3 separate regions of the Homo sapiens genome follow, and all the other regions are linked to region 1. Evidence: chromatin contacts called from ENCODE Hi-C or POLR2A ChIA-PET data. All regions are on one chromosome and are shown on one strand. The core of a region is the stretch at or near the end of the contact, and the rest is flanking DNA. Distances in the headings are between cores, read along the strand shown. Region 1 holds the start of C12orf43 (chromosome 12 open reading frame 43). Region 2 holds the start of PXN-AS1 (PXN antisense RNA 1). Region 3 holds the start of SRSF9 (serine and arginine rich splicing factor 9).

Evidence for each region. A loop is a pair of places that touch in the nucleus more often than their neighbours do. ChIA-PET counts read pairs that join two places held with the same protein, here RNA polymerase II (POLR2A). Pooled maps may share reads with other maps.
Region 2: a pooled map shows a loop between it and region 1 (11-fold over the local background). The contact joins the promoter of PXN-AS1 here to the promoter of C12orf43 in region 1. A Hi-C loop is called at or near these places in 4 of 50 pooled maps. POLR2A ChIA-PET finds 5 or more read pairs at or near these places in 3 of 52 experiments (GM12878, activated T-cell and naive thymus-derived CD4-positive, alpha-beta T cell).
Region 3: a map with no recorded cell type shows a loop between it and region 1 (11-fold over the local background). The contact joins the promoter of SRSF9 here to the promoter of C12orf43 in region 1. A Hi-C loop is called at or near these places in 2 of 37 single-sample maps with no recorded cell type and 8 of 50 pooled maps. POLR2A ChIA-PET finds 5 or more read pairs at or near these places in 3 of 52 experiments (B cell, Caco-2 and OCI-LY7).

The regions. Positions count from the first base shown.
Region 1 is chr12:121,014,570-121,018,313 of GRCh38, forward strand. C12orf43 (chromosome 12 open reading frame 43) reads right to left here and starts at 1,918. Exons shown (of 6, transcript NM_022895.3): 1 at 1,761-1,918. The coding sequence starts at 1,905. It also overlaps a transcript of OASL not described here. RefSeq lists enhancers at 1,097-1,612, 1,584-2,093 and a silencer at 1,821-2,014.
Region 2 is chr12:120,199,632-120,203,375 of GRCh38, forward strand. It overlaps PXN-AS1 (PXN antisense RNA 1), which reads left to right and starts at 1,660. Exons shown (of 4, transcript NR_038924.1): 1 at 1,660-1,795. It overlaps RPLP0 (ribosomal protein lateral stalk subunit P0), which reads right to left and starts at 1,480. Exons shown (of 8, transcript NM_001002.4): 1 at 1,452-1,480; 2 at 1,099-1,200. The coding sequence starts at 1,152. RefSeq lists enhancers at 1-125, 1,166-1,235, 1,636-1,995.
Region 3 is chr12:120,467,782-120,471,525 of GRCh38, forward strand. SRSF9 (serine and arginine rich splicing factor 9) reads right to left here and starts at 1,967. Exons shown (of 4, transcript NM_003769.3): 1 at 1,641-1,967. The coding sequence starts at 1,828. It also overlaps a transcript of DYNLL1 not described here. RefSeq lists silencers at 1,206-1,375, 1,626-1,925.

The DNA.
Region 1 (3,744 bases), core at 668-3,167:
CAGTGAGCTGAGATCGTGCCATTGCACTGCAGCCTGGGCAACAAGAGTGAAACTCCATCTCAAAAAAAAAAAATGCAAAAAAAAAAAAAAAACCCCAAAAAACAAACAAACAAACAAAAAAAACTAGAAGCCGAGCACAGTGGCTCACACCTGTAATCTCAGCACTTTGAAGGTTGAGAAGGGAGGATCACTTGAGCCCAGGAGTTCGAGACCAGCCTGGGCAACATGGCAAAACCCCATCTCTACAAAAAATACAAAAAGTAGCTGGGACTATACATCTGTAGTCTCAGCTACTTGGGAGGCTGAGGTGGGAGGATCATCTGAGTAGGGGGAGGTCGAGGTTGCAGTGAGCCATGATTGTGTCAGCCTCGGTAACAGACTGAGTCCTAGTTTTGAAAAAAAAAAGAGCGAGAATTAGGCAGGAGGAGGAAAGCAGTCCATGTGGAAAGACCAACCACATATTTGCCACCATGTATTGGGCCTTTAAGATGTGCCAAGCACTGTAGATTGCATTATCTCAGTTACTTCTCAACCTTATGGGGTGGGTACTATCACTACCCGCACTGTACAGATGAGGAAATTTAGGTACAGTGAGATTTAAGTACTTTGCTCAAGTTCCCACCGCTAATGAGATGGAAAGGCAGATCTGTAAATAGAACTTGCAGAGAAAACTGTGGTTATGGTACTAGGGGGTGAGAGGGGCAGACTATGGTCTGGAAGCTACCTACAGGAAGTGCAGTATGGCAGGAGGGAAGGAAGGGAGAGGAAGGCAATGGATCACCAAAGGGCTTGTAAGTCCTTTTAAACAAATCCAGCGGTTCTTAACCTTGCTTTGCCATAGCCTTCTCTAACAGCCTGGTGAAGCCCGGTTCTCTTCTCAGAGCAATGTTTTAAATGCATGAAATGCAACATACAGGATTACAAAGAAAACCAATGATACCGAAATTTAATTATCATGATAGTAAACAACCAAACTTGTGATGTATGTGCTTCTTACATCTTAGATATAGAGATGGGTCTAAAAATTAGAGTGGCACATTTTAAATCAGGGATGAGTGTAAATGACTTTTTTCCCCAATATCTTTTTATCAATAAAATGATATATTGATATCTGTATCTGCAAAGATTGTAATGAGATATGAAAATCTGTGACTTCTGTTGGGATAAAGTAACGGCATTGCCAGAACTACTGTGGCTTAGTGCTTGCAAGACGGAAAGAGATGCTAAAATTCAGTCAGAGATGAATAGAAAGCAAAGATGCAACATGTTTTCATTCCAAATTCAAGAACCCTTGGGTTCTATCCATGATTAGGCCCCTTGATGTTGCGGGGCTCTGTATTTATTCCCAGGGCACTAGGGAGTCACGGTCAGAGTGATGTGCTGGGCACTGCTCTTGGCAACAACCTCCAGGGTGGGAGAATGTGTTGGAGGTGGGGAAAGGCTGGGTGCGAGAATACCGGGAGGGGGCTGTTGCAGTTATCTCGAAGAGACGGCAGCCTTCCCAGTGTGGGGCAGTGAGGATAGACCCAAGGAGGCAGAATCAAAAGACATTTGGGTACCTCAGCTTCCCCGACTGGAATAATGAAATACCCTCCCTACTGCACCTGCCCATGCTTTCAATCTGCACTACACCCAGTCCCTGGAGGTCTCTCGGGGAAGGAAGCCGAGTCCCAGTGACTCTCTCCTCACCATCCATCCTCTCAGGCTCCAGGGGAAGATCCCACGCCCCTCAGCCAGTCTCCCCAAACATAGTACCCTACCGGCTCTTGGCTTCCCTGCCACGTGCGGGCGTTGCTCCAAGCCCCAAGCCGGCATTGCCGCCTCGCGGCACCGCTCCAGCTCCTCCGCATCGCTACTGCTGTTACTACTTTCCGAATCGCTCACTGTGCCACTGGGCGCCGCCATCTTGAACCACCGCAAAGGATTGTGGAGAACACCGCCGTTATCAAGCCTCCTTCATGACGTCACGTGAGAGGAGAGGCGCGAGGCATTGTGGGGATTGTAGTTCCAAGACTTGGACCGCCATTGGCCATGAACTGTACTGGGTTGGGGATACCAGGTGGGAATGGGGAGGTGGGCGGTTCTCAAAGGCAAGAGCTAGAAGGGCCTAAGAGATTAACTTCTCCAATCATTTCTTGATGACAGATCTCCAGAGGGGATGGGAATCTCCTAAGGAGTTAATGACAGACCCAGGATTAGTTCCCAGGTTTTGATTCCATGTCATTTATTCTAGTAATTTCCCAGTCCAGCTGGGCCTAAGAAACACCTTAGAGAGCTGGTTAAACTGCAGACTTTTGGGTCTCACAGAAAATACTAACAGAATCAGAATCTCTGATAGGTGGAATCCAGGAATCTGTATTTCCTTTAATAGCCTAGGGCCTTACTACTTAAGAGTGTAGTCCATGAGCCAGCAGCATTGGTAACACCTGGGAGCTCGTTAGAAATGCAGAATCCAGGCTGGGCACGGTGGCTCACGCCTGTAATCCCAACACTTTGGGGGGCTGAGGCAGGCAGATCACAAGGTCAGGAGTTCGAGACCAGCCTGGCCAACATAGTGAAACCCCATCTCTACTAAAAATACAAAAATTAGCTGGGCATGGTGGCACGCACCTGTAGTCCCAGCTACTCAGGAGGCTGAGGCAGGAAAATCACTTGAACCTGGGAGGTGGAGGTTGAGGTGAGCCAAGATCGTGCCACTGCACTCCAGCCTGGGCAACAGACTGAGACTCTGTCTCGAAAAAAAAAAAAGAGAAATGCAGAATCCTGTCCGGGCACGGTGGCTCACATCTGTAATCCCAACACTTTGTGAGGCCGAGGCGGGCAGATCATGAGGTCAGGAGTTCGAGACTAGCCTGACCAACATGGTGAAACCCCATCTCTACTAAAAATACAAAAATTAGCCAGGCAATACTGACTCCCAGGACCCATCCAAGACCAAAAAATTAGAATCTCTGTGGTTAAAATACCTCACAGTGAAGGATGAACAAAATCACTTTACTTTTGTGTGTGGAATGCTGTTTCATGTTTTATCTTTGAAGACAGGTATGTCAAAACTTTACTAAAATAAACTCTCTGGCCTTGAGCTTTTTCTATTTCAAAGAAGAGGAAGGTGACTGATATGGTCTGAATGTGTTCCTCCAAAATTCATATGTTAAAATTGACACCATAAAATAAATAACAGAGAGACTGACTCTCCAAAATAAAGCGTTTATTCCAGAATTGCAAGGAATTGCAATTTGAGATATGCATGCTATAGTGGACTATAGGCACATTAAAAGAGGTTGTGGCAACGAGAAAAGACAAAGTCCACATAAGCTTCTTTAAAACAAGTACCGTTGATCACAGGAGCCTGTTGCAGGAGTTGGCTTTAGCTTATTGTGGAGACACCCACTGTTAGGCAAATATTCTTATGCAAGTGGTTTATCTATAATACTGCGGATTTTAGGAACTTCTTGAGATAATTTTTGTGACAGGCATTTGTTAGGGTTTGACATAAGTGACTCCATTTTGATACTGATAATTTCCAAAAAGTCCTTACTCCCAAGGTGATGGTATTAGGAGGTGGGACCTCTGGGAAGTAATTAGTGAAAGGGTCTTGTGTTGGTTCGAACCCCAAGAGCGTGGCCAACAGACAACATGAGGCAGTGTGTGTGCAGGTGGGCTGAGGCTTAAAATGGCGTCAGCACCAAATGAGGACGGGGCAGGGGTTTTGTAGTCTCCTGTAAACAGGAAGTTTCTCAGTCT
Region 2 (3,744 bases), core at 410-2,909, 820 kb before region 1:
AACACTGCCAAACTGGATGATTGGCTAGCTGGGTATGAACGCTGAAAATTAGGTTTCTACATTCAATCAAGGAGTTTTTTCTTTTTTTACTTAGTTTTTAATTTTTCCCAATTACCAGGCATGCTTCTGATTCACTAAAATGGTTAACAGGATAAAAAAGGAATGTTCCAAGTAAGTTGGTCAAGAGGAGGGCTAGATTCACAGCATTAAAAGCACCACGTTAAGCAAATATAGCAACATTATTATTTGTAAAAACAATCTAGGCGTGTTTATCCGGATTGTTACACAATTCCTTTGGGTTTTGTGTCTGAAAACCTTCTAAGTGTGGGAAAATGTAATACAAGCTATGCTCTACAATGCTGCCTAATTGCTTAAGCGCAGTACAGTCAGCATTTCTGGGCAAGGGAGACCCACCTCAAAGGCCATCCAAAAGTCATTGGACACTTAAGTTTCTTGGCTGACAGGTCCTAAATATGCAACAGCTTGCTTCCTTACAATGAGTCATTCCTGACCTCAGACCTTCTCAAAAATGGAGTAAAACTGTAATGTGCGGCCGGGCGCGGTGGCTCACACCTGTAATCCTAGCACTTAGGGAGGCCGAGGAAGGTGGATCATGAAGTCAAGAGATCGAGACCATCCTGGCCAACATGGTGAATCCCTGTCTCTATTGAAAATACAAAAATTAGCTGGGTGTGGTGTCGCGCCCCTGTAATCCCAGCTACTCGGGAGGCTGAAGCAGGAGAATCGCTTGAACCTGGGAAGCGGAGGTTGCAGTAAGCCAAGATCAAGCCACTGCACTCCAGCCTGGACAACAGAGCGAGACTCCGTTTAAAAAAAAAAAAGTATAAAGCGCGCTCTTTTAGAAGCCAGACAGACCTGGATACGAATGCTGTCATCTTAGGACCCACTTAACTTGCCTGAGCCCGTTTATCTGCAACAGAAGGGACCTATCTCAGGAAATTGTTAACTAAACAGTATTTTCCCAAAAATGGCCTAATTCAGTAGCCGGTGTGAGTAGACCCTCAGCACATAGCAGCTGACTGTCCCTATTTGCGCTGGGGCAACATGAAGAGCAGAGGCGACCCACCCTGCACTTACGATGATCTTAAGGAAGTAGTTGGACTTCCAGGTCGCCCTGTCTTCCCTGGGCATCACGGCGGTGCGTCAGGGATTGCCACGCAGGGTTTAAAGACGATGTCACTGAGGAGAGACAGGGAGCTCAGGCCTGGTCACGCCGACACCCATCCCGCGGTCCCGGGCCTAAGAGGAGCAGGACACGCGCAATCGCCCGCCGGCCCTGCCTAGGGCAGCGGCCGTCATCTCGGGGCGTGCAAGCCGCCACCGAGGCCCCAGGCGGAACAGAATAGGACTCCATGTTCCCAAAGGCCCCCAAAGACCCCTCCATGCTTCCCGCCGGCGACCCCTGGCGCCCATCTAACTAGCACACGAACCTTCCACGAGGACGCCTGGCGAGAGAAGGGCCTCGCGCCCGCGCGTGCCTTTTATAATGCGAACAAAGTAGCCAATCAGAAACCGCGGATAGCGCTCCTGTCTATTGGCTGCGCCATCGCCCGTCAGACAAAGCTGAACGAATACAGGCAACCATTGGATAATATCGCTGCCACTCCAGCCAACGGAAAGCCGCCTTTAAGTAGGGTCGCGAAGGAAGGCGCTGCCTCGCGTTGGAGGAGCTTGCTCTGAGCTGCTGCCACCTGCTGGGCTGGAGCTGGAGCTGGAGCTGCGAATTCGGAGTCCCGGTTCCCTGTGCCACCTGGCGAGCTCAGCAAACTAAAAGGTATGACGTGGAGCTGAGACATAATTGCACATGCTTAGAAACAGAATGGTTTCTCTTTTTTTTTTTTTTTTTGAGACGGAGTGTCGCTCTGTCGCCCAGGCTGGAGCGCAGTGGCGCCATCTCGGCTGACTGCAAGCTCCGCCTCCCGGGTTCACGCCATTCTCCTGCCTCAGCCTCCGGAGTAGCTGGGACTACAGGCGCCCGCCACCGTGCTCGGCTAATTTTTTTTTTGTATTTTTAGTAGAGACGGGGTTTCATCATGTTCTCCAGGATGGTCTCGATCTCCTGACCTCGTGATCTGCCCGCCTCGGCCTCCCAAAGTGCTGGGATTACAGGCGTGACCCGCCGCGCCCGGCCTCAGAATGGTCTCTCGTCTTCTCTAGTTTTTCCGCCTACCAAAACAGAGGGATCCTTTAAAACCTGGCCGGGCGCGGTGGCTCACGCCTATACTCCCAGCACTTCGGGAGGACGAGGCGGGTGGATCACCTGAGGTCAGGAGTTCGAGACTAGCCTGGCCAACATGGCAAAACCCCGTCTCTACTAAAAATACAAAAATTAGCCAGGTGGGGTGGCGCATGCCCGTAATCCCAGCTACTCAGGAGGCCGAGGCAGAAGAATCGCTTGAACCCGGGAGCTGTGAGCTCTGCAGTGAGCTAAGATCACACCATTGCACTCTAGCCTGGGTGACAGAGAGGGACTCCATCTCAAAAAAAAAAAAAAAAAAAAAAAAACCTAAGTCAGCTCATCTCCTTATCTGCTTAAAACTTTCCGTTTCCTACAGAGTAAAAATCTAAAACCTAAAGTACCTACAAGGCCCTTACCTATCTGTCCCTCACGCCCACTCTGATCATCTCAGATGTTTTCCTCCTCACTTACTTGCTTTCTACCCAGATGATGCTCTGCTGCTTTTCCAGAGCAGGCTTTACTTGGGGGCTTTTGCATTAGCCATTCCCTCTTCCTAGAAAACTAGCCAACAAACATCCATAGAATAATTCACCTCCATCAAATCTTTTTTTTTTTTTTTTTTTTTTTTTTTTTTTTTTGAGAAGCAGTCTCACTCCGTTGCCCAGGCTAGAGTGTAGTGGAGCAATCTCAGTTCATTGCAGACTTGACCTCCCAGGCTGAAGTGATCCTCCCACCTCAGCCTCCCAAGTAGCTAGGACTACAGGCACACACCACCACGCCAAGCTAATTTTTTGTACTTTTTGTATAGATGGGGTCTTGCCATGTTGCCTAGGCTGATGTCAAACTTCTGGGCTCAAGCAATCCTCCCACCCTGGCCTCCTAAATTGCTGGGATTACAAGAATGAGACACCTTGCCCAACCCTGAGATCTCTTTTTTTTTTTTTTTTTCACTGAAACCTATGGAATTATGTATTAAATGATCCCCAAAGAATCAGCTATTTCAAAATTAAAAATTATTACAAAGAGCTTCATACATCATGTTATATCCTATATCACACACCATAAAACTGTCAGAAGTAGGCCGGGTGCGGGGGCTCATGCCTGTAATCCCAGCACTTTGGGAGGCTGAGGTGGGCAGATCACGAGGTCAGGAGATCCAGACCATCCTGGCTAACACAGTGAAACCCCGTCTCTACTAAAAAATACCAAAAGTTAGCCAGGAGTGGTGGCGGGCTCCTGTAATTCCAGCTACTTGGGAGGCTGAGGCAGGAGAATTGCTTGAGCCCAGGAGGCAGAGGTTGCAGTGAGCTGAGATTGCGCCACTGTACTCCAGCCTAGGTGACAGAGCAAGATTCCGTCTCAAAAAAAAAAAAAAAAGTTAGAAGTAGCTCGATTTCACGTTACTGTATTTCTTTTTCTTTTCTTTTTTCTTTTCTTTTCTTTTTTTTTTTTTTTTTTTGAGACAGAATTTCACTCTTGTTGCCCAGGGTAGAGTGCAATGGCGTAATCTCGGCTCACCACAACCTCCACCTCCCGGGTTCAAG
Region 3 (3,744 bases), core at 717-3,216, 550 kb before region 1:
ACAGAAGAGGGAGTTCAAATCCATTGATCCCGGCCTGGCGTGGTGGCTCAGGCCTGTAACCTCAGCATTTTGGGAGGCTGAGGTGGGTGGATCACTTGAGGTTAGGAGTTCAAGACAAACCTGGCCAACATGGAGAAACCCCGTATCTGCTGAACATAGAAAAATCAGCCAGGCATGATGGCGGGCGCCTGTAATCCCAGCTACTGGGAAGCTGAAGCGGGAGAATCGCTTGAACTCAGGTGGCGGAGGTTGCGGTGGGCCGGGATCGCACCACAGCACTCCAGCCTGGGCAACAAGAGTGAAGACCTGTCTCAAAAAAAAAAAAAAAATAGTACCTACACCTCATAAATTGTTAAAAATACTAAATACAGGCTGGGCGGGTTGCTCACGCCTGTAATCCTAACAATTTGATCCGCTGAGACGGGAGAATCACCTGAGCTCAGGAGTTCCAGACCAGCCTGAGCAACATGGTGAAACCCCTAATTTATCAATCTAAAAAAATAAGAAGGAAAGAAAAAAAGCTAAATACACACCATGGCACTTGACCCATAGCAACTGTTGAAAAACCACAATGGCACGGTTACTAAATAAGCGAGGCATAGCCTTCTCCGGCTTAGGGGTAAAAATGCCCAGTTCCGGTTTTGAGGCAAATGAGGAGATACTAGGGATGAGCTGTCAGAGTCGACTCTTCAGCCATCAACGCCTCGCGGTGCTTCCTGCCTGCCCTTCCTCAGATGCTCCCCTTGCCCTATCAATACGTCCACCCCAGGTAGGTCGGACACCCTACGAACATTCCGCGTTCCCCGGGAGCAAATGATGCTAGGAAAACAGGGTGCGGGCTCTTATTTGGCCGGAGTGGAGTGACCAGGTCAGCGCCGCAGCTGCTAACCACCACCAACCACAGTTTTGAAAGTTCCTGGGCTTTTTCCGGCCTGAGGGCCGACGCTGTTTGCAAAATCACAAGCACTCCTTAGAGCGGGGTTAGGAATCTAGAGTTTCCAAATCCCTGGAACCTTTAGCATCTCGCCAAGCCTCCCTCATCAAAGGAGGGAAGTGAAATCAGAGCCCCACTCCGGCTGTTTTAGAAGTTTTCCCGAATCCGTGATCCCTTTACAAAGCCCGGGCCCTGGCCTGCGGGGCGGGGCGCGCGAACGGCGAGCTATTCCACCAGAGATCCCTCCACGACCTCCAGCGGCATCCGCGACCCTGCAGCTTGCTCTCCAGCCACGGCGAGCACGGGCCGGGGGAGAGGCGAGCGGGAAGGGCGAACGGCGACCCCCGCGCTGCCCCGCGGCCGCTTCCCCCTACGGTGCTGCCCCAGGCAGGAGGCGGACAAGGCTCATTTGGACCCCCCGAGGCCGGTGCAGGCGGGCTTGGGCCCTCCAAAGGCTCAGCTTTTGGGTTTCTAAGTAAAATATTGGAATAATAAAAATAAAGGAAGTGACGACGGCGCGAAGGACGGCCCGGGCCTGCGAGGAGAGGCTGCCTCATCCTCCACCCGTGAGGGGGCGCCGTGAGGGGTCTGCGCGGAGGCGGGGGGAGGGGAGGCCGGGGGGAGGGGAGCCCTGGGGGAGGGGACAGCAGGGAAGGCGGGGGCCTCAGGCACCGAGGAGGAGAGGGCAGGGGCGCGGGGGCCTCACCGGGGGTCCTCGAAGCGCACGAAGGCGAAGGGCACGAGGCCGTGCCGGTTCTTGAGCTCGATCTCGCGGATGCGGCCGTACTTGTAGAACAGGTCCTCCAAGTCCTTCTCGCGCACGTCGGTCGGAAGGTTCCCCACGTAGATGCGCCCGTCGCCCTCGCCGCCGCGCTCGTCCGCCCAGCCCGACATCCGCACCGCCCGACGCCGCGGGCCCGCCGCAGCCCACGTCGCCGCCGCCGCCTCAGCACGGGTCCCCCCGCAGCGTCCCCGCGGGCTCCGAGGCGCTCAGCCGCACTGCATTGTGGGAACGCGGAGCGGAAGCGAAGGGGTCGGCGGAGGCAAAAGGAGTCCTCTTAAAGAGAACGCGGCTGCGACCATTGCGCGTGCGCGCAGGCCGGCGCCCCCTGGAGGTGCGAAGGGCCTTCGGGCGCTGACAGGGAGAGCCTGGGGCCGGGCCGTGTGGATGCCATCCCCGAGCGCGGTTCGCGCTCGGCTGAGGCGCTGGACAAGTGGCTTGGGCTCCCGCGCCTCAGTTTCTCTCTGTGGCGCCGCCTACCTCACAGACTTGTGAGCACTCACTGACGTGGGTAGCGCCCAGGGCCTGCGGGGCGCAGGAGAGCTGGAGTCAGGCGGAGACCGCAGGCTGACCCCGCAGCGGCCGGGCTGTCGCGGCCCCCACCTCAGGTCAGTAGGCCCCCGGGCCACCCTGTCCCCATTTTACAGTTGCTCAGAACTGACGGTGTCAGCATGAGATGGACTCCATAGCTTGGCCTTGAGTTTGTCGGAGTCGAGGGAGTAAGACTCTTAATGAGTATCACAGCGATCACTATAGAGTGCATCCGACTTGTGCTTTTCATCCTCTCCCGGGCAGAGTCTGAGGCCACAGAGGGGTCAGGAATGGAACCCAGAGCCATGCTCCCATCCTAAGTACTGAGTCCTTATGGAGCTCAGGTAGACACCCACCTTGGCACTTACTTTTCCACATTCACATCCCAGAACGCGGAGCATTGAACCCAGGGACCTTACAGTGAGGCCTTGCACCAGAAGACTTTTTGTTTGTTTTTGATACAGGGTCTTATTCTGTTGCTCAGGCTGGAGTGCAATGGCGCGAACACGGCTCACTGCAGTCTCGATCTCGCTGGACTCAGGTGATCCTCCCACCTCGGGGCGCCGTGAGGGGTCTGCGCTGCGTCCAGCTAGTTTATTTTCTATTTTTTTTGTAGAGAGGCTGGTCTCGAACTCCTGGGCTCAACCGATCCTCCAGCCTTGGCCTCCCAAAGTGTTGGATTACCGGCTTGAGCCCGGCGCCCGGCTGGAATACTCCTAACCTAAAGATTGTTCAGGCTGGGTGCGGTGGCTCACGCCTGTAATCCCAACACTTTGAGAGGCCAAGGCGGGAGGATCACTTGAGGTCAGTAGTTCGAGACTAGCCTGGGCAACATGGGGAAACCCCGTTTCTACTAAAAATACAAAAATTAGCTGGGCGTGGTGGCGTGTTCCTATAATCCCAGTTACGCGGGAGGCTGAGGCAGGAGAATTGCTTGAGCCCGGGAGGCGAAGGTTGCAGTGAGCCGAGATCATGCCACTGCACTTCAGCCTGGGTGACAGAGTGAGACTGTCTCAAAAATAAATAAAGATTTTTCATATTAAAAATGAAACCTGGCTGGGCGTGGTGGCTCATGCCTGTAATCCCAGCACTTTAGGAGGCTGAGGTGGGTGGATCACTTGAGGCCAGGAGTTCAAGACCAGCCTGGCCAACATGGCAAGACCCGCCCCCCTACTAAAAATACAAAAAAAAAAAAAAATTAGCCAAGCTTGGTGGCACGCCTGTAGTCCCAGCTGCTTGGGAGGATGAGGCACGAGAATCGCTTGAATCTGGGAGGCAGAGGTTGCAGTGAGCCGAGATTGTGCCACTGCACTCCTCCAGCCTGGGTGACAGAGGGAGACTCTGTCTCAAAAACAAGACAAAACAAAAACAAACAAAAAAAGGGACTAAAACCACACATTTAATCAGAAGGTAGTTGATTTCTCATTATACCATCTGAGCATTTTAAAATCAAAACAAACCAAAGACTAGACACCCACATATACTACTGAGTGTATAT